Linked DNA regions of Homo sapiens: all the other regions are linked to region 2. Evidence: chromatin contacts called from ENCODE Hi-C or POLR2A ChIA-PET data. All regions are on one chromosome and are shown on one strand. The core of a region is the stretch at or near the end of the contact, and the rest is flanking DNA. Distances in the headings are between cores, read along the strand shown. Region 1 holds the start of BNIP1 (BCL2 interacting protein 1). Region 2 holds the start of UBTD2 (ubiquitin domain containing 2). Region 3 has its middle 120 kb from the start of SMIM23.

Region 1 (3,728 bases), core at 236-2,735, 860 kb after region 2:
GGGGTTTCACCGTGTTAGCCAGGATGATCTCGATCTCTTGACCTCGTGATCCACCCGCCTCGGCCTCCCAAAGTGCTGGGATTACAGGCATGAGCCACCGTGCCCGGCCTAGGCTTTGCCACTTTCAAGATAGGTAATCTTGCAACAGGGTTGATTGTTTTTTGTTTTAATTTACTCTAAGCCCTACTCCTGATCTGTGATAATAGTGTAGTACAATTTCAAGGGTGGTTGTGAGGATTAAGAGAGATGAACATGGTCGGGCACAGTGGCTCACGCCTGTAATCCCAGCACTTTGGGAGGCCGAGGCGGGTGGATCACGAGGTCAGTTCGAGACCAACCTGACCAATATGGTGAACCCCGTGTCTATGAAAAATACAAAAATTAGCTGGGCATGGTGGCACGCACCTGTAATCCCAGCTACTCAGGAGGCTGAGGCAGGAGAATTGCTTGAACCTGGGAGGTAGAGTTTGCAGTGAGCCAAGATTGTGCCATTGCACTCCAGCCTGGGCAACAGAGCGAGACTCCGCCACAAAAAAAAAAAAAAAAAAAGAGAGAGAGATGAACATTCAAGTCCTAAGCCTTTAGGTCCTCACAATCTATGCTTGCTGAAGTGACCCGAACAAATGCAGATGGAGTGGGGTCGAGTGGGGGAAACGCTTTCTAGGGAGAGGGAACACCACATTCTAAGGCTACACATCCAGAAGGAGCTTGAGCAATCCAGGAAGGGCGCAGGGTGCGGTGGCTGATGGCCGGGGTGGCTGATGGCCTTGAGGACCAGCTAAGAAACTTGGATTATTTACTAACAAAAATAAAAGAGCCACCATTTGTTGAGGGTTTGCTCTGACATTTCCATCAAAACTACCTTAGCAAGGTAGATTTAATAAATCCAGTTGTATACAAAAGGGAAACACGAGAAGCCATAGAAGGGCTGCATACAGGTAGGTGACTTGATCAATTTCGTGTTTTACAAAGATCCCTTAGATCATGTGTTGGAGTGATAGGAGGTACTCTACCGACCTGCCTTGAACTCCATACTTTAAAAAATATATGACGTTTATCATTTCCTCTTTTACTCCACAATTTATACTCACTGTAGAAAATATTAAAAATATAAGAAAGTTTGAAGAAACAAAAAATTATTACTGGTACTTTCCAGAGACATCTCAATTGATACTTTTCTTCCAGTCTTTTTTTTTCTATGTAAAAAATATATAGTTATTAGAATGCCTGACAGAAGGAAGATGGAAAGAGACCACTGTGAAGCGTTCTTGATATTCCCTCTTCCCTTCCTCTCCATGTTATTAGGGCCATACCAAGAGGAGAGGCTGATTTCCCTACACGTGTCAGGGAAAGTCCCAACTCTGCGCAGTGACCCTCGCTTGCCATTTTCGCCGGTCTCTAGGGGGCGCTGCCCCGAGACTGGGTGGGGAGGGAAAGAAGGTGGTGCGAAAACGCGTTTGAACTTGGGTCCTGCCGCTGCCCGTAGCCGGCGTCCCCAACATGGCGGCTCCCCAAGACGTCCACGTCCGGATCTGTAACCAAGAGATTGTCAAATTTGACCTGGAGGTGAAGGCGCTTATTCAGGTACTGATCCCGGGACCCCTGCCGGGCTCCAGCAGCCCTAACCCAAGCTCTGCTGGTCTGTGAGCTTGGCAGTGTCACTCCCGAACTTTCCCCACTTGGTTTCCCAGACCACAGGCTCCGCCCCATGGTCGGCTACCCCCCCGGTCCCCATTTGGTTGTGTCCCGGTGACTGCTGGCCTTGATCCTTTTTCCGGGTGCCGCCGGATCTCCCATCCCCAGAGCACCCCACTGTTCTCCGCCCCTGACTCAGCTACTGCTTCGGGGCTCGGCTTTGCCCCTTCCACCTGCAGCCCTGGTCGTCGCCCCGCCCCTGACTACCTCACAACCTACCTGTCACCCTGCTTGGCCCCGCCCTCTGACGCTGCTTCAGCATCCTCTGGTAGCGTCCGGGAGGCAGCTAGCCCCGCCCCCTGCTGGCCAGCTCTCCTGGCATCCAAGGCCACCTGGCACGGGAGGCACCGGGTGAAACGAATGTAACCTGGACCGTAGTTGTGATTTTATGCTTGAGGAAATCGAGTACGGCGCCAAGGCCTAGGTTAGAAGGCATACCTGGGTCAGTGGCAAAACTGGGACCTGGACTGTGAAAGTCAACCTAGGAATAACACCTTAGAGTGTTACCCCGTTTGAACAGATAGGAAATGAAGTGTTTCGCCTTAAGCCATTTAAGGGTAGAGGTAAAATAAACGAGTGGACTTAGGCAAGAATTGGGAGTGTAGACACGGTTCCATGAGTTCAGCAAAAAGAAACCGAGTTTTAAACCTTGTTTTTGCTTGTTTGTTTTTGTTTTTTTGAGACGGAGTCTCGCTCTGTCGCCCAGGCTGGAGTGCAGTGGCGCGATCTCGACTCGCGGCAAGCTCCGCCTCCCGGGTTCCCGCCATTCTCCTGCCTCAGCCTCCTGAGTAGCTGGGACTACAGGCACCCGCCACCACGCCCGGCTAATTTTTGTGTTTTGCTTAGTAGAGACGGGGTTTCACCGTGTTAGCCAGGATGGTCTCGATCTCCTGACCTCGTGATCCGCCCGCCTCGGCCTCCCAAATTGCTGGGATTACAGGCGTGAGCCACCGCGCCCGGCCTAAACCTTGGTTTTTAAAAATAATCATTTTCAACAAAGTCACTAAACATTAGATGTAGACTCAGAGTTTGTAACAAGGTGTGGCAAAAAGTGCAGGAAAATAGGGCTCCCCAGATAAACCAGATGCAGAATAAACCAAATTAGATGCAGAATAAACAAATACGGTGCAAAGAAGTGTGATTAAATGAATAAGCCAGAGAAAAAGTGAAATTTGATGCAGATATTTAAAACTTCTTGAACTTCACTTCTCTGATGTATACATTACAAAACTTCTGGGCCAATTATAGAAAAATAAACAGGTTTCATACAAATGAAATTACATTTTCACATAATCTAAATTGCTTAGGCATTCTTCTGTACTCTTTCTAACATTTGGGTTCTTGTCATTGCTGATGAGAAAGACTGATTATAGCTGGATGTATTGCGTTCTTACCGTTTTCCAGCAGCTCTGCTAAGTGCTTTACATACATACATAATCTATGATGTTCTATGAGGTAAGTAGTGTTGTGATAAGGAAACTCAGACACAGAGAATTTAAATAACTTTCCAGGTAACTTTACACAGCTCATAAGTTGCTACAGCCAGGATTCGAATCCACCTGGTCTGTCTCCAGAGCCTGCCGTGAAAGCTGGCACCAGTAATTCTGAATGTCCAGCAACAGATTCTAAATCTGCCCTTAAACATGTCTATATAAACACTCTAACTTATCACTAATGGTTTGTAAAATCACACTGGAGAAGTTAATCTCATCATATGATGCCAGATATTTAAACATCCTGATCTTCCAAGTTGGAAGGATCTAAGGTTCTAAAGTGATAGTATCACTTTTGCATGTCCATTCTTGTTGGGCATACAAGCTGTTTTAAGCTGTTTCCTACTGGCCAGGTAATGTTTTGTTAAAATTTAGGCACTAAAAATTAGGTCAAAGCAGTTGTGTTTCTTTCTAGGCTTTTATATTAATTCAACATTAATCTAAAAAGGAATGAGAAAAATGTAAATGATAATGTTTTTGCTTGTGTTGCAGAGGTAAACAGCAAAGATCAGGATGAATTATAGTTAGTATGTTAATATT
Region 2 (4,094 bases), core at 1,270-3,769:
AAGAAGCATGTGAAGACTCCATGTTGATAAAACAACTTTCATAACCCAACACATTCAGATTAAAAACACGGCAAAACCCACCTCTACTAAAAATTTTTTAAAAATTAGCCGGGTGCGGTGGCATGCACCTCGTGGTCCCAGTTACTTGGGAGGCTGAGGTAGAAGGATCACTTGTACCTGGGAGGTCAAGGCTGCAGTGAGCTGTGATCTGGCACTGCACTCCAGCTTGGGCGATAAAGCAAGAACCTGTCTCGAGAAACCAAACCAAGCCCTCCACACATCCCCCAAACCTAACTCACTACCACAGTATGTTTGAAAAGCTAGGGATCTGTGCCAACACCCTTAGGAAAAAGTCTTTCCCTTCCCAACAATCTACTTATTAAGCAATAATTTTTTTTATATGTTAACCTGCAACACACCTGAGTTAATTTCACTAAACCACAATTAACTCTTAATTATCATGACAATAATGGAGAATAAAAGCGTCCATAATCAAATTCCAGAAATAATCCTTTTAGTACAAGAGCCTCTTCCCTGACCCCAGTTACATCAGGGCCCATGTCCTCTCTCCAAAAGAAAATAAAGACGTTTGGTGGTTAATGTTCCTTTTTCTAAACTTCATGTACAGCAGAGCTTACGGTCCAGAGAACTCAGTCCTCAAAGAAACTGATACTATAGCTATCTAACTGGATACCACCGGTAATAAATTACCCAAAGCTAAGATTTCACGCTTTTTAAAGCCCATATTAATAATGCCTGTCTGGTCATAAGTCACACTACCAAAAGGCTTAAATAAATTAATCCACATACATTACGGAGAAGAGCAAAATGCTTATGACAATATTAAAATGAGTGTGAAAAAAATTTAATTAAAACTAAACACTAGCGATAACAAATACTAATATATTTCAGAATCATTAATGATCAACACAATTAGAGGAAGATTCATTTTGATCCTTCAATTTCACCTTAACCCAAGGCTGTTTTAAATCGTGCCCTTTTTATCTTCCTGCTTTGTTGTCACTGAGGATCTCAATATGCCAGTAATAATGCTACGACATAAAATACACTATAAAGTAGCATTTTCATGGACTTTTTCAAGACAACTTCCACTGAGTTCTCAAGTTATTTACCCAGGATTTAGTCATACAGGATACCCACAGATTTTAATAAAGTGGCATGGCTAACCATCATGGAATTCAGGAAATCCATTAGCCAAAAAACTTAGGTGTACATGGTTTGTGAAGAGAGCTTAAGTGACAGGGCAAGCAACTGGTCTAAATGTTAGTATGCTACGAAAAAGTTGTAAACCCTCCCATACCCAAACAATTTAAAAATTTACAGACATGCACATTTTAAGGCAGCTAACATTAGGTCACAAATCAAACCAACGCTGTCATCTTTGCCTAAAGGCTGTTTATCACTAAAATATTCTACAGAATGGACGTAACCAAAGGTCACTTAAATAAAGATAGAACTAATTTTATTATTATACTGCCATACTACAACTACTACTGATTGAATTAAAATACCTATCCTCAGCACGCTTTTACTATAAAGTAGGAGTGCGTTCCCGTGTTAGAAAACTTTTAAAGTACTGATCTTACTGGGTGGGGTAAGTCAGGGTCCAACTGCACTTGTACTTTTATCCTACATATTTTCCTTCTACGTAAGACAGATGGGAATGTGATTAGCCCACCCCGACAGCACACCGGCCTAACACCCCCAAGCTCTAGCTAGGAGCCACGTTTTACCCGGGAAGACCGTTTCCCCACCCCTCCTTAATACAATGCCTGCGGCCACTGGAGACTCCTCCAGCCGAGCTCCAGAAACTCGCAGGTTTAAATGGCCAATCTGGAACCAACCGGGGCAGCTGTCATCTGAAACTCAGGAAAGCTGAGACCAGCCAACTCCACAGAACAAGGAAGGGTGCGGAAAGATGTGGCGGGGCCCGTCGGAGGGAACGCATCAAGCTCCCTCCCCCCGCCATCAATTCGCTTTTCTGCAACCCCGGCGCCGCCATCCTGATCCTCAATAATTAAACGGCCTGGAGAGGGAGTGAGGTGGCCAGAAGGGCAGCTTCGGGTCCGACTTCCCCGAGCCGAGCGGGGCGGTCGGCGAGGCCAAGGGCTACGTCCCCGGCGCTCAGAGGACTTTTCTTCAGGGCTGGGGCGGGAAGGGGCGACCCCCGCGGCTGGCAGGACAGCCGGAAGCGGAGCGCGGGGAATGACGTGGAAGAGGGGATGACAAAGGGGCGCGGGGGCCCGGCGCGGCCCGCGGGGGTCGGGACAGGTGGCCGGGCCTGGCCGGGAACAATGGGGGGCCGAGGCTGCCCCCTGGCGCTCACCTACCTCCGGTGCCCTCCGAGTTCTCGTTGAGGCTGCCCGAGGAGTCGTGCTGGGCGCCCACACACCCGCCCATGGGGGCCCCCGGCGCCTCGTCCGCCACCTCCGGACGCTCGTCCGGGCCCGCCGCCGCCGCCGCTGCAGCCTCCTCCGGCGCCACCGCCGAGCTCCGGACAGGCGCGCCGCTCCGCTCGCCCGCCGCGGCCCAGCCTCCGCCCCCCTCGCCGCTCCACCCACCGCCTTGGCTCGGCCCCTTCCTCCGCGCCCACTTCTACCTCAACCCCCGGGCCGCCCGCCCGGCAGGCCTGGCCCGCGCGCCGCCCTCGCCTTCGGCTCAGCCCCGCCAGGCCAGGGCTGGCCCATCCCGGGCGGGCCGCAGCGCCCGCCTCGCCCCCTCACAGCCCCGCACACCCGAGTCCAGGCGAGCCCCGCGCCGGCGCCTCGCGTCCGCCAGGACCCATCGGCCCCCGGCCCGCGGCGCCGCCCTCCGCACCCACGGCCTGGGCTCGGCCCGGCCCGCCCGGAATCGCCGGAGAAGGGCGGGGCCACCGGAGGCCGCGCTCTGATTGGCTGCGGGCGGGGCTGCGAGCGGAGCGGGGCGAGGGTGAGGCGGGGGAGGGGACGCAGGGGGCTAGGTGGGGGGAGGACTGCAGGCGGGGGGAGGACTGGAGGCGAGGGGAGGAGGAGAGAGGGAGGACGGGAAGAAGAAAGGAGAGGGAAGAAGGGAGGGAAAGCAGGAAAAAGCCGAACAAAAGTGAGAAAAGAGGAGTGGGAAGGGGCGAAATCGAGTTCCTGGCTCCTCGGCCGTCGGCTCCTTCTTGCTGGTGGAAGCGGGTCGCACGGGGGAACCGAGAAGTAGTCGTGGAAGACTCGCAGGCGGGGACGGGGCGGTTTCCCAAATAACGGGGGCTCGGGGGAGAGTGTCCTGGCCGAACGTTGAGGTCCCAGCGCCCTTTGAATTTGTATGGCGCTCCGTGGGTTGGTACCCCGAATCTGGGCTTCCTCTTGCCTGCCCACCCCCGTCTTCCCTAAAATCATGGGGCCCCATTATTAGGGGTGGAGGCAGTGGTTGTGGCAAACCAAACTGAGATTAGAGGCGAGGCGTCCTGATGGAACGCCTGGAAAGAAGAGATAAACGCTGACCTTAGTTCAGGGGGCGTGGGTTTCTTTCATTTTCACGGGATTAATGATTCAAACAATACTACTTATCAAGATCCTGCCTTTGGGTATCTTAAATCGTCCTTAGGCCAAAGTGAAGTGTAAATGAGTGAAACACCCTGCCTTTTCGAATCTAGAATTTGGGACATTGACCACGCCCAACATTCTTGGCGGTTACTTTTCCAATCTCAGCCAAATTGTTAATGGTCCCTTTAGAATTGTGCTTCGTGCTATGATGCCTTAAAATTGTTATCATCCTGCTTGGGACTTTCTAAAGCTTATTTCTGCCTAAGAAGCTGTTTTAACTATCTGCTCCATTTTTATATCAGACTTTCTTTTTTTAACATCCTGGGTCAGCTTTTGCTTAGCACGAAAAAAAATTTTTTAAGTTGAAATACCTAAGAAAGAGATGCTCTGCAGCTTGGGATTTGCATTTAAATATATTCTCATACATTGCTGGTGGGAGTGTAAATTGGTTCAATCTTTTTTGCAAAGCAATTTGGCAATGCAGATCAAGAGCCTTAAAAATGTTCATATCCTTTGACTCGGGATTATTCCACATCTGGAAATCTAGCTCACAGAAATAGATCA
Region 3 (4,079 bases), core at 142-2,641, 620 kb before region 2:
AATAGAGAGTAATGAGGGCAAGAACCAGTGAGTGATCATCCATGGAATTAGCACCTCTGTGTGCCAAGCATAGCCGTGCCTATGAAGGAGGGAGAAGATCCCATGTTTACCCTTCAGTTGAGGAGAGAAAATTAATAACCCAGTAACTGTAAACTAATAATGAAGGATTAAAGTGCAGTGGCTAATGGCACAATCAGACGCTGATCCATTGCTTCAACAGATATCCTTAGAGAACCTACTTTGTTCTAGGTCTGATGTTGGACACTGGGGATTCAGATATGAGTAAGATACAGTCGGGGTAACTGAGGTCTGAGGGGGAGTGTCACAAAAAATTCACTCCTTCAGAAATATCCACTGAATTCGTACTATGTGTCAGGCGTGATGCCAGGGGCTGGCACGACGTGGTGCCCCACAGAGGCAGGGAGCTGGGTCTCCTGCTGAGGCTACGCCATCCTTTATAGTCTCAGGGACGTCTTTCCCTGTCCAGGCCTCCGTTTGTAGACCTGTCAAGTCAAGTGACAAGATCAAATGGCCAATGGGCTCTTTCACTTCTGACAGCTAAGGCTAACCCTGTAGGTAAAGTCCAGCTGAAACCGAATCCCGCCACTCTTTAATTTCCTCATCTGTGAAATGGCCTTGTCACAAACAGCACCTACTTCACAGGGTGCTTGTGATGATTAAATGAAAGAATAGATGTAAATTACTAAGTATGTGCCTGGCATCCTCTCAATGCTGTCTGTTCAACAAGCTCCTCATTCTTGCTACTGTGATTCTATCTGACACCTGCCGCGTGCCCTTCCTTGTGCCAGACACTAAGCCTGGCTCTGTGGAAAGAGCATAAAAGACCCTCCAGGGTACACCCTCCAGGAGTGCTGCATGGAGTGGGTTGAAGGAGGGAATTCACCCAGGGTGGTAGGGTGGGCCTGGAAGCCTCTGAGCTGAGCCGCTCAGGAGAGAGGAGGAGGGGTCACTGGGGTTGGGGGACAGGATTGGGGATCAGAGGAAGCCTCCCAGCGGGGGAGGGGCAGGGCCTGCGCCCTTCCCCTCCGGGAGCCCCCGGTGGCTAGATCTGGTCTGGGCGCAACCCCTGACTGAGGCTGCGCTGGGAGTGCCGAAAGGTGGCCTTGTGGGTAAGTCCTTCCAGCTGCATCCAGGTAATCCCGGCCTTCGAGCGGGAGAGATGATACCCCCCGAGGGCCGGGCCTGGTCCGGCTCAGGATGCGTGCCCTGTGAAAATGCTCAGCAGCCCTCGCCTTTAGGAGTGCTCAGGTCCAGCATGAATCATTCCTTTTTGAACTTGTCTAAATGTGTTTATAAAATAAAGCTGCGGCCCAGGGCTGCTCCTGGCGGAGCGGGAAGGTAATATGTTTTTAATTGGAGAGATTGGGGGAAGGAGGCAGCGGGCCAGGGTGAGCTCACCCCGCATGAATGCGGCTGGGCGGAGAACAATGTACGTTCACATTCTTTGACTACAACGGGCCTCCGCAGGACCTGGCTCGGTGGGCAATTCTCCGGCCTCGGGGCGGGCGTCCGGGCCCGCGCCGTCTGAGGTTAGCGGGAGCGCGTACCCTGGGAGGTGGCCAGAAGCCCTACATTGAAATATCACAGTGGGTCAGAGCAGGGGTCGCAAACTCCAGTGCACCCAGGAACCGCGCAGTATCTCAAACCCACGGACACCCAGTGTAGACCTGGAGAACTGGAAATGCGTGGCCTCTGCAAAGGGGACAGGCACCAGTGGACTCCACCAGCCCCGTCACCAGATTGAATGTTTCTCAAGAAAAACCAGAAATCATATCTGGATGTAAAAGCTCCTCTTTTTAAACGTTGTCTTTATTTAATTTTATCCTATTTTCTTACTTATTTTTGGTTATGTGGGCCAAATAAAACAGATGCCTAGGCCGTATTTAGCCCTGCAGCTGTCCCCTCTTTTAGATCTTGGGAGTGGACCTCATGCTGTCTTTTACCAGCTACCAGGACTTTAGGCAAGTTACTTCACTTCTCTGAGCTTTGGTCTCTTCAACTAGAAATCTGATAGATTAATGCTACTTTTCCTGACTTTTCAAATGCTTTCTATGTTGAGGATAAAGAGAGGAAAGAAGATAATTGTAATATTCATTGGGCATCTGCTATGTGCCGCGCATGGTGTTAAGCAATTTACGTATTTTGTTGTTGTGATGTTTTGTTTTGTTTTTTAATCATCATTATTCTGTAATCTAGGTATTATTCCCATTTTGCAGATTAAGAAATACAATCTTAAAAAGCTGAAGCTGGAATGTGAACCAGTATTTCCAACTTTAAGCTGAAATCATCTGAATTTAAAGAACACATCGTGGTAAGAATGGGGAAATGGAGTCAAGAGTTAACTGGCTGACTTAATGTCACAAAGCCATGCCCAGTGAAGGCAGTAGCCATTTTGGGTCCTAGCTCAGGAATGATTCAAGTAGCAATAGCGTTTTGCAAAGTAAAACAGGCAGAGCTCTCAAGGTTAAATCAAGGGTATAATGGAGTAGGTACCCCCCTGCACTGCTCCAGTTACAGCCCTTCCAAAGGACGACGTAGCAGTATGTGTTAAAAGATTCATATTCTCTAAAAGATTCATCCACTTTCACCCAGTAATTCCTCCTGAAGGAATCAATCCTAGAGAAATAAAAGAGCTGTGGGCAAGCATTTGTAAAAAAAACTAATGCTCAGAAAATCGAACATTCATTATAAAGGAAGAGTTAAATAAGGTAGGTAATGTCCATACCCAGGAATATTATGTAGCCTTGAAAGAATGTGCAATAACGGGAGGAAATGCTCATGACATAATGTTAAGGAAAAAAAGTAGAATGCAAAATTAGGTAAACATGTGTATGATAATCAAAGAAATGTAAAGAAAGAAGATGGGAAGGAAATTCACCCCAATGTTAATTCTCTACGTGGTGGAATTTTAATTTAATTTTCTTCATCCTTGTTGAAATTTTTTTAGATTTTCTCTAATGAGCATATTACATTTTACAATCTGAAATATATATATTTTCAGGATGTTACAGGCCTCATCTCATCCAGTTTGGGAAGTGGATGGGTCTCAAGCCAAGTATCACATTTATTTAAAAAACAAAAGCCCAGAGAGAAACTCTAGAGAGAAAAATACCACAGTGTAAACTGGTTATTACTGGATGATTGGATTATGGGTGATTTTTTCCTACTTCTTTATATTTCTATGTGTTTTTCAAACTTTCTACATCAAGATTTCTTTGAAATTGGCAAACAAACAGACAAATCATAAAATACTCTCTTGCATTTCCAACTGTTCCAGGCAGGGAGATATTCTTGGCAGTAGAGCTATACCAGAATCCAGGTTTTTCTCACACATTGCTCTATCCTCACTCTGGTCTTTGTACTTGTACCCACCCCCACCCCCGCCACCCAGCTACCATGATGATAGATGCTGAAGGGTTTAATATACTTAAATTGGTTTAAAGCTAAGGAACTGTGAAATTAGGGTTCTTTTGTAGTTTATGGAGGAATGGCTTGGCCCAGACTATTCTTGCAACCTGTTTTTGACCACTTTGCCAAGCTAAAAGTACCTATTGCTTATCCTATTAATTGAGCCAAGGCCGTGTAATCAGGGCCTTGCTGGCCTAGAAGGCACATTTATTTCCCGGACATGGCACTATGATCTGAGCCGCGTGGTCACTTCCTATACCCAACCTTTCACGGAGCTGGTCACTCTTCTGGCTTGGAAAACCATAAGGTCTCCAAGTGACCTTACTAAGAGTCAAGATACCTGGGTCCTTGTGGGGTTTACCACCTGATGGTGCTTCACTCCTGACCAAGTCATCATGTTACATGTACCCCCGCCTTTATTTCCTGAGACCCCTCCCTCCCAGGCTGTGTAGCCCAGAGACCGGGAACTGAATCCTCTGTGAACCTGAGCTCACTTCTGCACTTCCCTCAGCCTTCATTCTTCCCTCACCTATAGAAGGGGAGTAGAACACCAACATGGGCCTTTGGGTACAAAATAGATTGTCTTCCTTCTTCCCTCTCTAGCATCCTCTTTCCTTCCTAATTTAGGAGCTTTTTCTAGTCTGCTTCTA

Evidence for each region. Hi-C counts contacts between places; a loop is a spot of excess contacts on that map. ChIA-PET counts read pairs that join two places held with the same protein, here RNA polymerase II (POLR2A). Pooled maps may share reads with other maps.
Region 1: a map of ascending aorta shows a loop between it and region 2 (3-fold over the local background). The contact joins the promoter of BNIP1 here to the promoter of UBTD2 in region 2. A Hi-C loop is called at or near these places in 1 of 168 maps with a recorded cell type or tissue (ascending aorta) and 5 of 50 pooled maps. POLR2A ChIA-PET finds 5 or more read pairs at or near these places in 1 of 52 experiments (activated naive CD4-positive, alpha-beta T cell).
Region 3: a loop to region 2 is called in a map of ascending aorta, with 3 times the contacts of the local background. The contact joins the enhancer-like site here to the promoter of UBTD2 in region 2. A Hi-C loop is called at or near these places in 1 of 168 maps with a recorded cell type or tissue (ascending aorta). POLR2A ChIA-PET finds 5 or more read pairs at or near these places in 1 of 52 experiments (H1).

What each region holds. Positions count from the first base shown.
Region 1 is chr5:173,143,046-173,146,773 of GRCh38, forward strand. It overlaps BNIP1 (BCL2 interacting protein 1), which reads left to right and starts at 1,486. Exons shown (of 6, transcript NM_001205.3): 1 at 1,486-1,584. The coding sequence starts at 1,501. RefSeq lists enhancers at 1,679-2,207, 2,149-2,218.
Region 2 is chr5:172,281,245-172,285,338 of GRCh38, forward strand. It overlaps UBTD2 (ubiquitin domain containing 2), which reads right to left and starts at 2,520. Exons shown (of 3, transcript NM_152277.3): 1 at 2,352-2,520. The coding sequence starts at 2,421. RefSeq lists a silencer at 2,113-3,022 and enhancers at 2,597-3,197, 3,198-3,797.
Region 3 is chr5:171,666,581-171,670,659 of GRCh38, forward strand. No RefSeq gene overlaps it. Among named protein-coding and RNA genes, the nearest start is that of SMIM23, 120 kb to the right of the region's middle. RefSeq lists enhancers at 1,089-1,667, 1,668-2,245. Within about 2 kb of position 1,392, at least 9 of the 41 ENCODE cell types and tissues checked have a DNase peak (open chromatin) inside an H3K27ac peak, as active enhancers do; they include ascending aorta, where a contact is called at or near this core.